Linked DNA regions of Mus musculus: region 1 is linked to region 2. Evidence: chromatin loops called from intact Hi-C (ENCODE). Cell type or tissue: heart. All regions are shown on one strand.

Region 1 (8,000 bases), 87 kb before region 2:
CTTCCTGCCTTCTTTCCTGCCTTCTTGCCTGCCTGCCTTCCTGCCTTCCTTCCTGCCTTCCTGCCTTCTTGCCTGCCTGCCTTCTTGCCTGCCTGCCTTCTTGCCTGCCTGCCTGCCTTCCTGCCTGCCTGCCTTCCTGCCTGCCTTCCTTCCTCCCTGCCTGCCTTCCTGCCTCCCTGCCTTCCTTCCTGCCTTCCTGCCTTCCTCAGTGTAGTATTGCTTTCTTGGTGCTAGGCTGTGAGATGTCAAGCAGAGGGAGCTGTGTGAGGCAGACTGTGCGTGTGGCTGACTGCAGCTTGGTGTGCGCGCTGTATAACAGCGCAGGGGATGTGAGCTGAGTGTGTGTGGAAAGCGAGCATGCTCTTTATGGCCTTTCCTATAACTATTCACACTCTTGCATAAAGGAGGAGAAAACGACTTTAAGCCTTTTACTTGATTGAATTAACATGTTTATAAGCTACCAAGATCTCAAACATAAATACCATTAATCTTGGCTGTGTAAAAATATACCCTCTTGCAGACTCCATGAAGAAGAAAAGATCTTGCGAGTTCAGTCCTCACATAAGCCTTCGGAAGGTCTGGACTGTGCTGAAACTTGTTTACAAGAGGTGACCAGTAAGGTAGCAGTGCCCACAGAGTCTCCTGGTACAGGTGACAGTGAGAAGACTCTAATAGAGAAAATGTTTGGAGGGAAGCTACGGACTCACATCTGCTGCCTAAACTGTGGGAGTACCTCACACAAAGTTGAAGCCTTCACAGATCTTTCGCTAGCCTTTTGTCCTAGCCCTTCTGTGGAAGACCTGTCTTTCCAAGATACAGCTTCGTTACCCAGTGCTCAAGATGATGGGCTAATGCAAACCAGTGTCGCTGACCCAGAAGAAGAGCCAGTAGTTTATAATCCAGCAACAGCTGCCTTTGTCTGCGACTCAGTTGTGAATCAAAGAGTATTAGGCAGTCCTCCTGTTGAGTTTCACTGTGCTGAAAGCTCTTCTGTCCCTGAAGAATCTGCAAAGATTCTCATCAGTAAAGATGTACCTCAGAACCCAGGAGGTGAAAGCACAACTTCAGTGACTGACTTACTAAACTACTTTCTGGCTCCAGAGGTTCTTACTGGGGAGAACCAATACTACTGTGAAAGCTGTGCCTCTCTACAGAACGCAGAGAAAACTATGCAAATCACGGAGGAGCCTGAGTATCTTATCCTTACGCTCCTGAGATTCTCCTACGATCAGAAGTACCATGTGAGAAGAAAAATTTTAGACAATGTGTCACTGCCTCTGGTTTTGGAGTTGCCAGTTAAAAGAACTGCTTCCTTCTCTTCCTTGTCCCAGAGTTGGTCTGTAGATGTTGACTTCACTGATATTAATGAGAACCTACCTAAAAAATTAAAACCTTCTGGGACTGAAGAAGCTTTCTGCCCCAAATTAGTGCCCTACCTATTAAGTTCTGTTGTTGTGCACTCTGGTGTGTCCTCTGAGAGTGGCCATTACTACTCTTATGCCAGAAACATCACAGGTACAGAGTCTTCATACCAGATGTGCCCCCAGTCTGAAAGTCTGGCATTAGCACCCTCCCAGAGTTGTTTACTAGGGGTAGAAAGCCCCAATACAGTCATTGAACAGGACTTGGAAAATAAGGAAATGTCACAAGAGTGGTTTTTATTTAATGACAGCAGGGTGACATTTACTTCATTTCAGTCAGTTCAGAAAATCACAAGTAGGTTTCCAAAAGACACAGCTTATGTGCTTTTGTACAAAAAACAAAGCAGAGCTAATGGCATAGACAGTGACAATCCAGCCAGTGGTGTCTGGGCCAATGGAGATCCACCCCTACAGAAAGAGCTGATGGATGCCATAACAAAGGACAACAAGCTGTATTTGCAGGTGAGTTGCAAGCATAGATAGCATTTCTGAACAGTACTGAGTAACAGACTTAATCCAATGGTCTAACTTTAAAGTTGACACATTTTCCAAGGATACTGAAGCCTAAGATTGGATGTATGTATTTCCACTCGTCATACATATAGTATGAAATATTGCCGGTTATCTGCAATATATAAGACTTTATTTTTAATTGCAAAGCTGTGCCTCAGTTGTTTATAACTGCAAATGATGTCATGTTAGTTACAAAGTATTATCAAATCATGCCATATAGAAACAGAAACTTGATGCAATGTTCTGTTTCCTCCTGCCCCTCAGTTCCTCCTACCCGCAAAAGAGGGGTTTTTTGTTTTTTGTTTGTTTGGAGTTTTTTTCCGTTTTTATTGTGGGGTGTGGTACAGCCATGGAGGTCAGAGGCAACTGTACAGTCAGTTCTTTCCATCCACCTCCATGGGTTCTATTGAACACAGACCCTTAGGCCTGCACAGCAAACAGGCTGAACTTTAACTCCTGCAGGCTCTTTTTGTCCATATTTTAAGGAAAATGTATTAACATTCAGATGAATCAGATAAAGAATTTAATGAAAATGTGAAGGATGTTTGTGTTCTTCAAAGATTTACCACAGAGCCAAGGAATAAAGAACATTTACTGAGGAAAAGCTATGGAGCAAAAGTTTCATGAGAGGGCTTTGTCAAGAGTATGTCCTTTTCAAGAAACTACTTCCTTTGATGTTAATTGGTCCTCAAATTTGTTTGGTTTTGTGTATATGTATGAGAGAGAGAGAGAGAAATTTCTCAACTTTCTATCAACAAAAAGAGCCACCAGAAGCTAGGTGTGATGGGGCATGCCAGCAAGTCAAACAGGAAGGGACTGGAGGCAGGAAGATTGATTGCCAGTTGGAGGCTGGCATGTGACACCTAAGGAGACCTTGTCCACAAAACAGAAAAGGAACCACAGTAACTTATAAATGAAATTACAGGGCTATTCAAAGGCTTTCAAATGTACTGAATTACAAACTATCTAAAGGATGATACATGATACATTTTAAAAGGGGTATGGCAGTGTTCTAGTGTTACAAAAATTAACTTAGCAAAATAATTAGAATATTAGAACTAGACTGACTTACCATTAACACTTATGCAGATGGCTTAATATCCAGGTAAAAGAAATAGAATGTATCGGGTCATCTCTTCCTTGCCTGTGTCACTCAGCCTTACAGATCACAGTATTTGAAGGTTGGAGGTTGTGAGAAGAACAGAGCACTAAGACAAAATAGGAAGATGTATAAAAAAAATGTAGTATACTACAAGGCCCGGTATGCCCTTCCTTCTGAAGAAAACAGATTATCAATGTTACAATGTTTATCAGATGAGAAGCTGGCTGGTTTCCACAATTGAGCTGGCAGGCACATTATATAACCACAGCTACTCCTCCTTGGATACAGTCCAAGTCCACAGATTGCTCTGGCTTACCCATCTCTTCGAGCCATGTGGCATTTGACCATGAGCAGCCATTCTTCTCATTGTTGATTTAGGGCCAGTTTTGCACCCTACCTTGTGATTCTGCCGTTATTTATTCACAGATGCGCTTTGTAAAACTGAATAATGATTTTAATTATACATTTTTTTGAATGAGTATGTGTGTGCATACATGTTGTTCACATGTAGAAGAAAGAGAAGTTTGTGGGAGTCAGTTCTTCTACCATGTGGGCTCCAAATGTGGAACTCATCATTAGGCCATCTCAGCTTCCCAGTAACTAATGATGTTCTAAAATAAGAGCATTAGTCTTTATTAAGCATCTGACATGTACTTGACACATAGGCAAACATCATTGATTTCCTGGGAAACTTTCAAATAAACTAGTGGGGAGAGTTCTGTACAGAGATAGGCCTCACTTACTTACTGCTGTTCCTCCAAATCTGCCTGACTCTCTAACCTCAGGAAGCAGTAGAGGGGAACTTCAGGCATCATTTCCAACCTGTCATACTCACACACTAATAAAATGGGTTGAAGAATTCCATTCCTTTTGTACTAGATGTTTCACAGGAGTTGACCCTCCTCTGTTGTAAAGTATTTATTTGTTACTACAGTTACGTGAGGAATTTGTCCTCTCTGCCTCCAAAGGTAACTATGTACTTTAGTGGGAGATAGCAAAGATAGATGTCAGTTTTTATTTTATTTTATTTTATTTTATTTTGTTTAGTTTTTTTCAAACAGGGTTTCTCTGTGTAGCCCCAGATGTCCTAGAAATCTCTGTTGATGAGGCTGTCCTCAAAGATCACCTGTCTCTTCCTCCTGAGTACTGGGATTAAAGACATGTGCATGTCTTGGTGTCAGAGTTTTGAAATGAAGTATGCTTGCTTGGTAGAGACTAACACAGTTTGAGAAGGTGTGTGTGCGCGCCATACTCATCCATTCTACTTAGCAAATTAATTTTATAAACATTACTTTGAATTTTAGGAACAAGAATTGAATGCTCGAGCCCGGGCCCTGCAAGCTGCATCTGCTTCCTGTTCGTTCCGACCCAATGGATTTGATGACAATGACCCACCAGGAAGCTGTGGGCCAACTGGTGGGGGCGGTGGAGGAGGCTTCAATACAGTTGGCAGACTCGTATTTTGACCCTGAGAGAACTGAAAATGTATCTGGTCACAAAACATCCAATACTGTGGCTGTTAAAATGTCAGGCTGTAACCTATAGCATATCTATCTTTTATTTTTCTTTTCATTAGACCCGAATACTTTAAGAAAATATACTCAGTGGTTGTTTTTATTTTCTTGACAAAAATTCATCATGGAAAAAAAAAATCTACCTCTTAAACTCATTTGCAGTTACAGTTAGACATGTTTGGCCACAAGTATTTAGAGGAAAAGGCATACCTGCTCCCTAATTAAGCTGCATTAAATTTGGTAGAAGGATTTAAATGGTGTATTTTCAGTTGTACTGAACAAAATAATTCACTTATCATTCTTTGTACAAAAATTGATGCTAGATATATCTTAAGAAAAATGAAATTCTTATTTCTGGTATAATTACCCCAATATTAAATTCAAGTCTTTGAAAATAGTAGAGATGGTGAGTCTCTGGAGGCGATAGCACCTTCCACCCCAGCTGCCAGTCTCTGGGCTGCTGTCTCCGCTGTCCTCGGCGTTGCACTCCAGATTCAGGAACAAGTGTCATTTACACACGTGGCAAGTGAATTCACACAAGGTGCATGACGCCAGAGGGCAGGGGTTTTAACTGAACTTTGTAGGATTTCCAGTTGTCCAAGGACTTTAAAATCCTGTTTCAGGGAGTGTATCTCCTATGTGTTTTAAAGGAGGTGAGTCTCTGAATGTGCCTTGCAGTACTGTAATTCAAAAATAGGTTCTCTTTGGCTGCGGCGGAAAGTTTTCTAAAACAAAGCGTTAGGAAGGAATTTTGTGCTAACATTAAAATTATAATTTTTTAAGGTATTAGATATTTCAGAAGTAAGATCTGGTGGTTCTAAACTAGTAAGTGTAATGGTAAATTTCTAACTCTTAGAAAAATTCGGAGGAAATGAAGCTAGTTTAAGTAAAAAATCTTTAATTGATTTGTTACTTAATCTTCACATTAAACATTGATAACATTTTTAGAGTTGTATATTTGGATTTTTTTCCTTTGAGACACATGCCTTACACATAAAATATAATCTGCTTCATGAAATATTAAAATGCCACACCTCACTTCCCTACTGTCCTGTTTTGGTTTTCCTTTTTGATCCTGGGGTGTTTGCTATTTAGGTGGGTGTTTAGGTGTTTAGGTGGGTGTTTTTTGCACGCGCGCACGTACATATGTGTGTGTTGTAGCAGGAAATTGGAAACATGTCAGTCCTCCTGGGACTTGACTATATAGTACTCAAGCATTGTCCCAAAGATCCGTCTTCCTGGCCATTTTAGCACATCCATGCCCATGTATTGTTCTGAAGATCAGTCACATTTATTATGAAAACACTTTAAGGAAATAATGGTCTTTGGTGGCTTAAGGTTTATCTTTTTCCCAAGCATTTGTGGCAGTAATTAAAAACAGCTCCTCATCTTCGTCCTGCTGCCCCCAGCCCTGACCTGTCTCCAGTTACCAGGAGGATTCAGAAAGTAGGCCGTTCAGAGCTGGGAATACTTCACTGATGAATGCCAGTTGCTCTTCCTGTGAGTGGGTGAGCCTGTGGGCCTCCGCCAGTCTTGAGGGTGCTTTCCTGAGTTACCCTGTGTTCAGTTAACGACAGGCAGAATGGTAACCAAATTGAGTCAGTCTTAGCATTTGCTGAAATTGATAATTCAATCAGCACTTGGTGCTTCTAGAGCATCCACAAAGGCAGTAAGCCTCCAGCTATACCTGGGACTCTCAAATATTTCAAGGGCTTTATGTGTCAATCAGTATTGAATTGCATATGAGAAAGTTTAAATTTTAATGATAATGCTAGGATTGTTCAAATTTTCATTGGCTAACCAATACCAAAGTTGAGGGCTTTCTTTTAAGATCAGAAATGTAGTACACTAATGGCTTGCTGAGTTTGCTATGTTTGGCACTGGAGGGAGCCCCATTGAGAAGTCCACCCAGCTGAACTGCTCTGCCCTCATATCTGGTACTTACTGCTGCCTTATTTACACTAACACAAGGCGTCCTCTTCTCCTGTGCCACCATGTTTGTCCCATGCTTCTTACAACTCTTGCTAACGTTTCATGTTAAGGGTAACCAGAGGACCATTGTTATTTTGTTGAAGACAATCAGCTCAAATGAAATTGCCCATTACTGCTAAAGAGAACAGGCTTCACTAGAAACCAAAAGGTAAAACTGCACATGTCGGTCTGTGCCTCTAAAAGATGTCTCTTGGTACATTGCAAAAAGTTAGATATTTTCCCCTAATGATAATAATATGCAAGGAAGAAAAAAATATATATAGGGCTGGCAAGTCTATCTAATATGTCCACTAGTGGGTGGAATAATGTCTGACTCCTAACATTTACATAGCCACTTGGAGGAATGGTCCCGGCTCACTCATCAAGCATCAAGCTCATTTGAATAGCCAAAAACTATGACTTCAGATGTCATTAGAATCACTGGGTAGAGACACAATACTCACTCATTGTGTCTTAGAAGTACTGAGATCCTTCTGACAGTTTCAAGCAGCTCATTAAATCACACCTGAGAAGAAAAAAAATGATTCTTAAATCTGTAATGTGGAGAACCAATGAGATAAGTCTGTGTAAAGAGTGCCTGATGTGAGTGAGACTTGAGGACCTGACGTCAGTCCTCAGGAGCCACATGGTGGAGAGAGCGCCAGCTTCTACAAGCCGTGTGCTGGGCTCCACACACCACATGCATTCACACAGCAGGAGGGAAAGTGTGGTTTTCTCTGCTCATTTAACTGTTCTTTTATTCTTGCGCGCGCTGCTCGACTGGCCAGGAAGAACGACGCTGCAACAGGATCCTTCTGCACACGTTTATTGGGAGAGCTTGATTGCAGAGGCGAAAAGACTTCGAGCCCAGAACTGGTGCTGCTTTTATAGGCCTAGGAGAGGCGTGTCTCATACCCGGATTGGTTATGCACTAAGCCTCATTTGCATGTTCCTCATCTGATTGGCTACTCTCTCTCAGTACCTCACAGAGCCTCATTATCATACCTCATTTGCATGTCTCACATCCGATTGGTTACTCTCTTAGTACCTTACAGAACCTCATTATCATGCATCATTTGCATGTCTCACATCTGATTGGTTATACTCTCAATACCTTACAGAACCTCATTATCATGCCTGGGCCAGGCAGTGTCTTTGCAAAAAACTTTACTGCATATGTACACATAGGTTGTTTGTCCAATCTTATGCATGGTGGCCAGCAGTAGTCAGTGCCACTCAGCAACGGTACATGTGGCTTCCCACATTTTATGATGGTGTTATCTACAGAAATATTTTCTTTTCACATACTAGCCCTTAAGTGCTGTCCTGCTATACATGAGGATTGGATGCTCTTTCTGTGCCCAGCACCATTTTAAAAAAAAAAAAAATGGTACAACTTGTCCAGTTACCTGAAGTCACCACTTCGCTACTTCTTTTGTTCAAGATGTATACGTTACATAGTATTGTCTATATACTCTA
Region 2 (8,000 bases):
CAAGGAACAAGTGTTCAACCCATGAGCATGCAGGAGATACTTCAGATTCAAACTGTAACCGTTGTGTCCTGGTTACATTTCAGTTGCTGTGAGACAAAAGCAAGTACAGGTTTATCCTGATTCAAGAGTACAGCCCATCATGGCAGGAAAGTCAGGGCAGCAGGCACTGGAGGCAGGCAAGCATATCACATCTCTAACCAGGAGACCAAGGGTGATGAATACCTTCACAGCTCAGCTTCCTTCCTCACAGAGCCCACCAGGGAAGGTCGCCATCTACAATGGGCAGGTCTTGCCACTTTAACACAAGATAAGCTTCGCACAGACATGCCCAGAGGCCCATCTTCCAGATGAGTCTAGATTCTATGAACTTGATAGTTAACATAGACCACCACAAGCCAAAAATGTAATCATTGATAGTCATAGGAACATGAGTGTCAGACTAAGACAGGGCAGTCTGAATCTCCAGGACAACTGCTCAGCCAGAGCAGTGACTCTGCCAATTAAACCTCTTCTGTCCCTACAGATAGTCCAGGTGGCTTAGGCAAGGGTGGGCATTTGACACCTCTCCAGGCTGCCAGTGAGGTGAGATGCACAGGGTAGTGAGCTGTTGATCTTTGACATTGACTTTGACTCTGTACTGACTTTAAATATTCTGTGACCCCCTGGAAACAGGAGTGTCGCAGAGGATCCAAGTTAAAAACATGGTGGAGTGAGCTTCGTAAGGGTTAGAGTAGGGAATTGAACCAGCAGCAGGACAAACAGCAATGGGATTACTTTGTCTGTGTGACACGGCTTCCTCCAGACCTTTGTCTTCCAGAAATGGGCAAGCCTTCAGTTCCTGCTTTATATGCCAACAAACTGATTCTGCCTCATATAGGTGGGAGCCAGGTGCCTAGAGTATCCCAGAATAGCATGGCTACTTGAAATCCTCCTCTGCACCTGAACCATGGCAAGCAAAGTCCCCAGACCTCAACTTTTTTGGCCATCAAGGCCCCTTTGAGAAGTTAGACACGCACGCATGCATATTAAAAATATAATTTTTTGTTTTTTATTTATTTATTTTTTTTTTAGCAAAGGCAGCAATGGGTCTGGAAAGATGGCTTAGTGGTTAAAAGCAGTTGATGCTCCTGCAGACTGCCTGAGTTCAGTTCAAAGCACACAAATCAGGAAGCTCACAACTGCCTGTAACTCCAGCTCCAGGGGATCTGATACCTCTTCTGCCTTCATTGGGTCATATGTGTGCGCATGTACATAGAAAGAGCCATACACCAGGCACACATACACCCAAATTAAATGTGAATTAGACAATTATCAAAATGGTTAATTCCAAGCTGCTTCAGAGTTTAGGACAAAAACAGATTATATGGTACCAGATATCTTAAGAATTACCTAATTATTTGTGTTATGTATTCATTTATTAATTAGGAACTACAGTTATTCATTGTATCTTAATATATCCTGGCCCTTCGAAGTCTATTCTTTTTATTTTCCCGAGACAGGGTTTCTCTGTGTAGCCCTGGCTGTCCTGGAACTCACTCTGTAGAGTAGGCTGGCCTCGAACTCAGAAATCCACCTGCCTCTGCCTCCCAAGTGCTGGAATTAAAGGCATGAGCCACCATTGCCTGGCTTGAAGTCTATTCTCAAAGCAGAAGCCAGTTATTTTAAAATACAAGTCTGTTTGCCTAGAAGCCTATGAAGGAAGGCTTCTCAGCCAGAGAAAGCGCCAGACTGAGTGTGGTTTAAGAACACTTGCTGCTCACGGAGAGGACCTGACTTCAGTTCACAGCACCCATGTCATGTCAGGTGGACCACAGTCAGCTATAACTCCAGCTCCAACGAGTCTGACACTCTTTTGTTCACACACACACACACACACACACACACACACACACACCTGGATTTGGCTCAGTGACCCCATATGGGTTGGCCCTCATTAAGCCCCCAGTCTCTTCCCCTTCAGCTCCCTCTCCTGCAGACTCTGATTCCTCAGCACTTTAAGTTCATGTCTCACCAAGGGCATGTTCCCAGGGAGGCAGGACCCCTCACACATGACCATGGTCCTTACTCAACTGGCTATTTCCTTCAAAGGATTTTATGTATGTGATTATGGTATTGTGTACCCCTGATCATGTACATACACACACGAATAAAGATAATAGTGATTACAACAACAGTAAATCTTCTGCCTTGATGGAGGAATTTTTATGTTCCAGTAAGGGAAATTGTAATAAGCAAGAATATTAGAGAATGGCTTACACATCTGTGTTTCAAGGTGAAAACTTCCCTTGGTAGAACTGGATCTCACCTTCCACATGTGCATGTATCCCAGGAAGCAGGGCCTCTGGCTTGCTTGAGGCCAGTAAGCCCCTTTATCAGAGGAGTCACCTCACTGGTCCAATTTATGATTTTTTGTATTGGGTCAAGGAGCTGGAAACTGAGCCCAGTTAATCAAATGCTTGCCTAGCATGCATTAAGTCCTGGGATCCATCCACAGCACTGCATAAACTGGGCAAGATGCGATACCGTCTCTCAGTGCAACACCAGGCCTTATACAGTAAATAAAGGCAGGAGTATCAGAAGTTAGACGTCATCCTCAGATAAGAATGAGTTCAAGGACAGCCTAGGCTACATAAGGCCCCCTGTCAAAAAATAATATGTAAATAAATACATTTTTGTCTGACTTGCTTAATGCCAAGTACTTCGAATCATGCCTGGCTAATAGAAAAATCTTGATGGATATTTACTGGAGGACAGACGGAAGGAAGAGCCAGAATGCAAAACTGAAAAAAGAAAAGGGGTGGAGAAGGGAAAAAAAAAAAAAAAAACCCCGGATAGCAAAGGAATTCCTAAAATGAGGGTGGAGCTTGGCTTGGGTAGCTTGAAGTTTTACAGCAAATCTCAGAACAATACCAGCAGGACTCTTGCCTTCTACCAAGCGCCAAATTTTAGCTTATTTTGAACTATTTTCTTCATTTATTACTTCTGAGGCAGGGCCTAACTATGTTGCTCAGGCTGACCTCAAACCCACAGGCTCCTGCCTCAACCTGCTGGGTAGCAGGGACTGGAAGCATGTACCACTGCGGACTTCATTTCCATTTGCGCCCACCAAGGATCTTTGAAAGTCCACTTTATGTTCATTACACCAAAAAGCACTTTTCAGCACGTGCCATCGCAGGGACTACAAAGCCTCTGCTGGGGTCCCTGAGGAGGCTGAAGGCACGTGGCTCAGTCTTTCTCGTGCTTCATGACACCTTAGGCCCTCACCAAACCCCTCATTGCTCCTTTCTGGAGAGTTACAAGGTCCCCCAGCTCTGAGGCCATCAGGAACTAATTGAAACCTCTGTTCCAATTCAAAACTCTTCCAGAACAAATCTGATTTTCCCAGCCCAGATTATCAATTGTTTCCCACAGCTCACAGCAGCGTGAGGGAGGAAAATCATGACCAACAGTCCACTCCGTGAGCTTGGGAAGAGAGACAGTTCCCAGGGAAAGAGGCATGAGGAGGTCTGAATTGGCTAGTGCCAAAGCACCGCCCACTGGAATCTAACTGCATTAGCGTTCCGAACAATCTAATTGCATCTCCCAAGCAATTTCCTGTCTGGAAGAGGTTGCCGATTTCTTTGAAGCTAAAATAGGCACAGCCCTCACTTATAAAAATAATAAACAGCTTTCTGAGAAACTTCTGAAGAAAAAATTTCTACCACCTGGAAAAGCACTGGGAGAGGCTTCATCTCCCAGAGCAGGAGAGACCTACCCTGAAACGGAGCTGAGGCTCCTCTTGCAAAATTCCACACCAGGAGGGCAGATGCGAGAGCGTAGTTTTTGGTAGAAATAAGCCTTTTGGTAGAAAATGTAGCACAAAAGCAAACGTGCACAAATAAGAAGCTGAACGCATTTCCAAAATGAAACAAACCCCAGTATCAGCCTTAGAGACTCCTGCTCTCTCTCTAGGCTCCTGAAAGCGCCCAGTCTTCATCACAGAAAAGCTTTTCCTAAAATTCTTGTTGAAACCCTCCACTGTTTTTCCAATCCAGTTGGCCACTGTTTGTTTGTTTGGCAGGGGTACATGCCACCACACAAATATGGAGGCCAGAGGACAACTTGTGCGAGTGGGTTCCACTGAATGGGGACAGGAAGGAACTCGTGGTCCTGGTGGCAAGCACCTTTCCCAGCTATGCCGTCTTATCTGTCCATAGCTTTGAGTTTGTTTGTTTTTTGTTTTGTTTTCGTTTGTTTGTTTAAAGAATTTTGTTTAAGTGCACTTGATGTGGGAAAAGATATATAATTTGATATATTTTGGCACATGTACACATGAAACCATTACCACAGTCAAGATAGGGAACATGGCAGGTGTGGTAATACATGAGTAATCCCAGCAATGGGGAAATGGAGACAGGAGGATTGTCAAGGCTAGCCTAGGTCATGTTGTGAGCCTCTGTCTCAGATAAAGGTAGTGAGCATACGTATCACCCCCAACCCAAGCAACTACTGATGGTACCTCTGTCAGAAACTCGTTAAGAGATACTGTGTGGCACATCTTTATCTTTTTTAAAAAAGAGATTTATTTGTTTATTTATTTATTTATTTATTTATTTATTTATTTATTTATTTATTTAATGAGTACACTAGCTGTACAGATGGTTGTGAGCCATCATGTGATTGTTGGGAATTGAACTCAGGACCTCTGCTCACTCCGCCCTGCTCACTCCGGCCCCATGATTTATTTATTTGTTATATGTAAGTACACTGTAGCTGTCTTCAGACACACCAGAAGAGGTCCCCAGGTCTCGTTACAGATGTATGTGAGCCATCCTGTGGTTGCTGGGATTTGAACTCAGGACCTTTGGAAGAGCAGTCAGTGCTCTTACCGGCTGAGCCATCTCTCCAGCCCCTGGTATGTCTTTACCTTTGTCTGGCTTCTTCATTAAGTGTAAAGGTTTGAAGAATCACTGATGTCTTTCTGTATATCTCTAGGTTATTCTGTTTCATTATTGAGCAGAGTCTGTTCTGTAAATGCACCAAAGAAACAACTTACCTACCTTCTCTTTCCTCTCTAGCTTATCATCCTTCTCTTTTTGAGACAAGGTCTTGTGTAGCCCAGACTGGCTTCTTGCTATATAGCTAAGGAAGACCTTGAACTTGGGTTCTCCTTTCTGAGTGGGTTCCTACCACATGTCCACCTCTGTATTTATTGCTGTGTACCAGAGCCAGGACTTAATGCATGTGAGACAAACACTCCATTAACTGAGGTAGCTTCCTCAAACCCGCGAGCCTTACTTCTTAACCTGTTGGTAGATATTTAGACTGTTTCCTTCTGGAAGCTTCTTAAGGCCAAAAGCCACAAGGCTAGCAAGACTTCTCAGCACTGCCACTTGAGTTTGATTCCTATGACCCACAAGAAGACAGAGAGAAGCAACATCTGCAAGTTATCTTTCAGACTGCACATAGCATGGCATGTGTGTATGTGCTCATGTGCACACACAGACACAGGCATGGCATGGCATGGCATGTATGTAAATGCTTGTATGCACACTCACACTAAATAAATGTTTATATATAGTATATGTTATATTATATATTAATATGTGATATATTATATATCATATACCATATAATAGGATATATTATATACAATATACTTTTTTAGATTTTAAAAAGTTTAAAAGATTTTTAAAGATGAAGACAACAGAACTTTATGTACAAGTCTCTGTGTAAGCTTAGCTCTGGTGGATAGTTGGGAGAGGGATGACCAGGCCATATGTTTGTAACTTTATTAGAAACTGACAAAACACTTTCCATTCCACATTTCCACAAATAGTGTACAAGAGTTGTTCAGTCTTCTCATGAGCACTTACCATGGTCAGTCTTTCCAGACATTCTAATACGTGCACAATAACATCTCATTTGACTTTAGATTGAATCTTCCTAGTGACCAGAGGTTTGGGGTATACCTTTTAATGTGTTTGTAGTCTAGTTTTGGTGATCTGTACAAATCTTACCCATTTGAATTGGGTTGTGTTCCTGTTATTGAGTTCTTATTCTGGGCACCATCTTTTTATTAGGTGAATTTGTAGATTTATTTTTAGTTTGTGGTTTAACTTTTCCATTCCCTCAACAGTTTGATGGAAGACAAAGATTCTTGATTTTTAGACATATCAATTCCTCTTTCTCTGTCTCTCTCTGTGTCTGTCTGTCTGTCTGTCTGTCTGTCTGTCTGTCTCTGTGTGTGTGAGAGACAGACAGACAGACAGACAGACAGACAGACAGAGACAGAGACAGAGACAGAGACAGAGAGAGGACTTCTAATACAGAATATCTTTGCCTCATTGCACATGGTAGAGATTTAAATTTGCATCTTCCTCTCAAAGGTTGGTTTTTGAACTGAGTTTTATACTTAGATCTGTGATAGACTGAGAGCACACTCGTGCATGTGCTTCAAGGCATGGATCGAAGTTTGCACTGTATGGCTAATTGTTTCAGGATCAATCCTTGAAAAGATCTTCAATTCTTCCCTTTGAATTGGCTATAAGCTTTTGTCAAAATCAATGAGCCTATCTGTGTGAGTCTGTTTCTTGACTCTATTCTGTTTCAGCAGTCTGTCTGCCCCCATGTCAGCAGTCTGTCTGTCCTCATGTCAGCAGGACATGTCATCAGTGCTGTAGCATTCTACGCATCAGTGCCATCAGGGACATGACACGCACAGCTTCCTGCAGCAGTCGTAAGAGTTCTTTCTAGAGATCCAGGTGAAGCTGAATCAAAACGGAGTTGAGGAATGAGCAAGATGAAACAGGACTGTGGCTTATCAAAAGGGACAGAAACCCTGTGTGAGACGATGACAGGGAGGGAGGCCTTCAGGGAGAGAATAGGGAGGGAGCAGTATGAGTGTAAACTGCTCAAAGGAAAGTCACACACACTTTGTATTTTCAATAACCATAGATAGGATTTTAAAATTATCTAGTTTTTAAAATGTGTTATTTTGTTAGTTTTATACATGTGTGTATGTATGTGTGTGTGCTTATGTGTAGGGGGTGGTGGGTGTATGTGTGTATGTATATTTGTGTATGTATATGTGTGCACTTATGTGTGTGTGCTTATGTGGGGGGGGCGGTGGGTATATGTGTGTATGTATATGTATGTGCTTATGTGTATGTGTGGGGCGGTGGGTGTATGTGTGTATGCATATGTGTGTGCTTATGTGGGGGGCTGTGGGTGTATGTGTGTATGTATATGTGTGTGTATGTGGGGGGGCAGTGGGTATATGTATATATGTATATGTGTGTGCTTATGTGTGTGTATGGGTGGTGGGTGTATGTGTGTATGTTTATATGTGTGTGTGCGGGGCGGTGGGTATATGTGTGTGTGTATAAGTGTATGCTTATGTGTGTTTATGGGGGGGGTGCAGTGGGTGTATGTGTGTATGCACTACAAAGGTTAGAGAACAACACCAGGCATCATTTCTTACCTTCCACATAATTTGAGGCAGGGTCTCTCTTTGTCTGTCACTGTGATAGGTACTACAGTTAGGTGGCAATGTAAACTTTCAGCGCATTCTCCTGTCTGTACCTGCCATCTTGTAGAAGTTTCCAACACATGCCAGCTAATTTTTTTTCTCTTCTGGCTTTTACGTGAGTTCTAGGGTTCTGAATTCAAGTCATCAGGCTTGAGTAGAGAGCCCCTTCACCCACTTAGCCCTCTCCCAGCCCTGAAATGATTATCTTTTTTAAAAAAAGATTTATTCATTCTATGTATGTGAGTACATTATGGTTCTCCTCGGACACACCAGAGAAGGAGGGCATCAGATCCTATTACAGATGGTTGTGAGCCATGTGGTTGCTGAGAATTGAATTCAGGACCTCTTGAGGAAGAGCCATAACTCTTAAGCGCTGAGTCATCTCTCCAGCCCTGAAATTATTATCTTAAAGGATTGTTAAGAAGTTTAAATAAGAACACCCCGTGGTTCCTGGGGCACACCAGACAGAATTACAAATGTGGTTCCTGGG

The links. Hi-C counts contacts between places; a loop is a spot of excess contacts. Peaks named below come from ENCODE experiments on the same cell type or tissue, not always from the same donor. Only the 100,000 strongest peaks of a DNase experiment are listed, where the experiment ranks them.
Region 1: a loop joins it to region 2, with 7 times the contacts of the local background. A loop is called at or near these places in 11 of 42 quality-filtered maps.

Annotation. Positions count from the first base shown.
Region 1 is chr8:80,978,321-80,986,320 of GRCm38, reverse strand. It overlaps Usp38 (ubiquitin specific peptidase 38), which reads left to right. Exons shown (of 10, transcript NM_027554.2): 9 at 521-1,883; 10 at 4,341-5,588. The coding sequence ends at 4,502. It overlaps Gm31223 (predicted gene, 31223), which reads right to left. Exons shown (of 4, transcript NR_168642.1): 3 at 6,986-7,047; 4 at 5,818-6,107. Among named protein-coding and RNA genes, the nearest start is that of Usp38, 33 kb to the left of the region's middle. In heart, no CTCF peak of the experiment used is centred here; no DNase peak of the experiment used is centred here; H3K27ac peaks cover 292 bases.
Region 2 is chr8:80,891,115-80,899,114 of GRCm38, reverse strand. No RefSeq gene overlaps it. Among named protein-coding and RNA genes, the nearest start is that of Gab1, 15 kb to the right of the region's middle. In heart, a CTCF peak has its summit at 3,536; a DNase peak (open chromatin) is centred at 3,474; H3K4me3 peaks cover 269 bases; H3K27ac peaks cover 542 bases.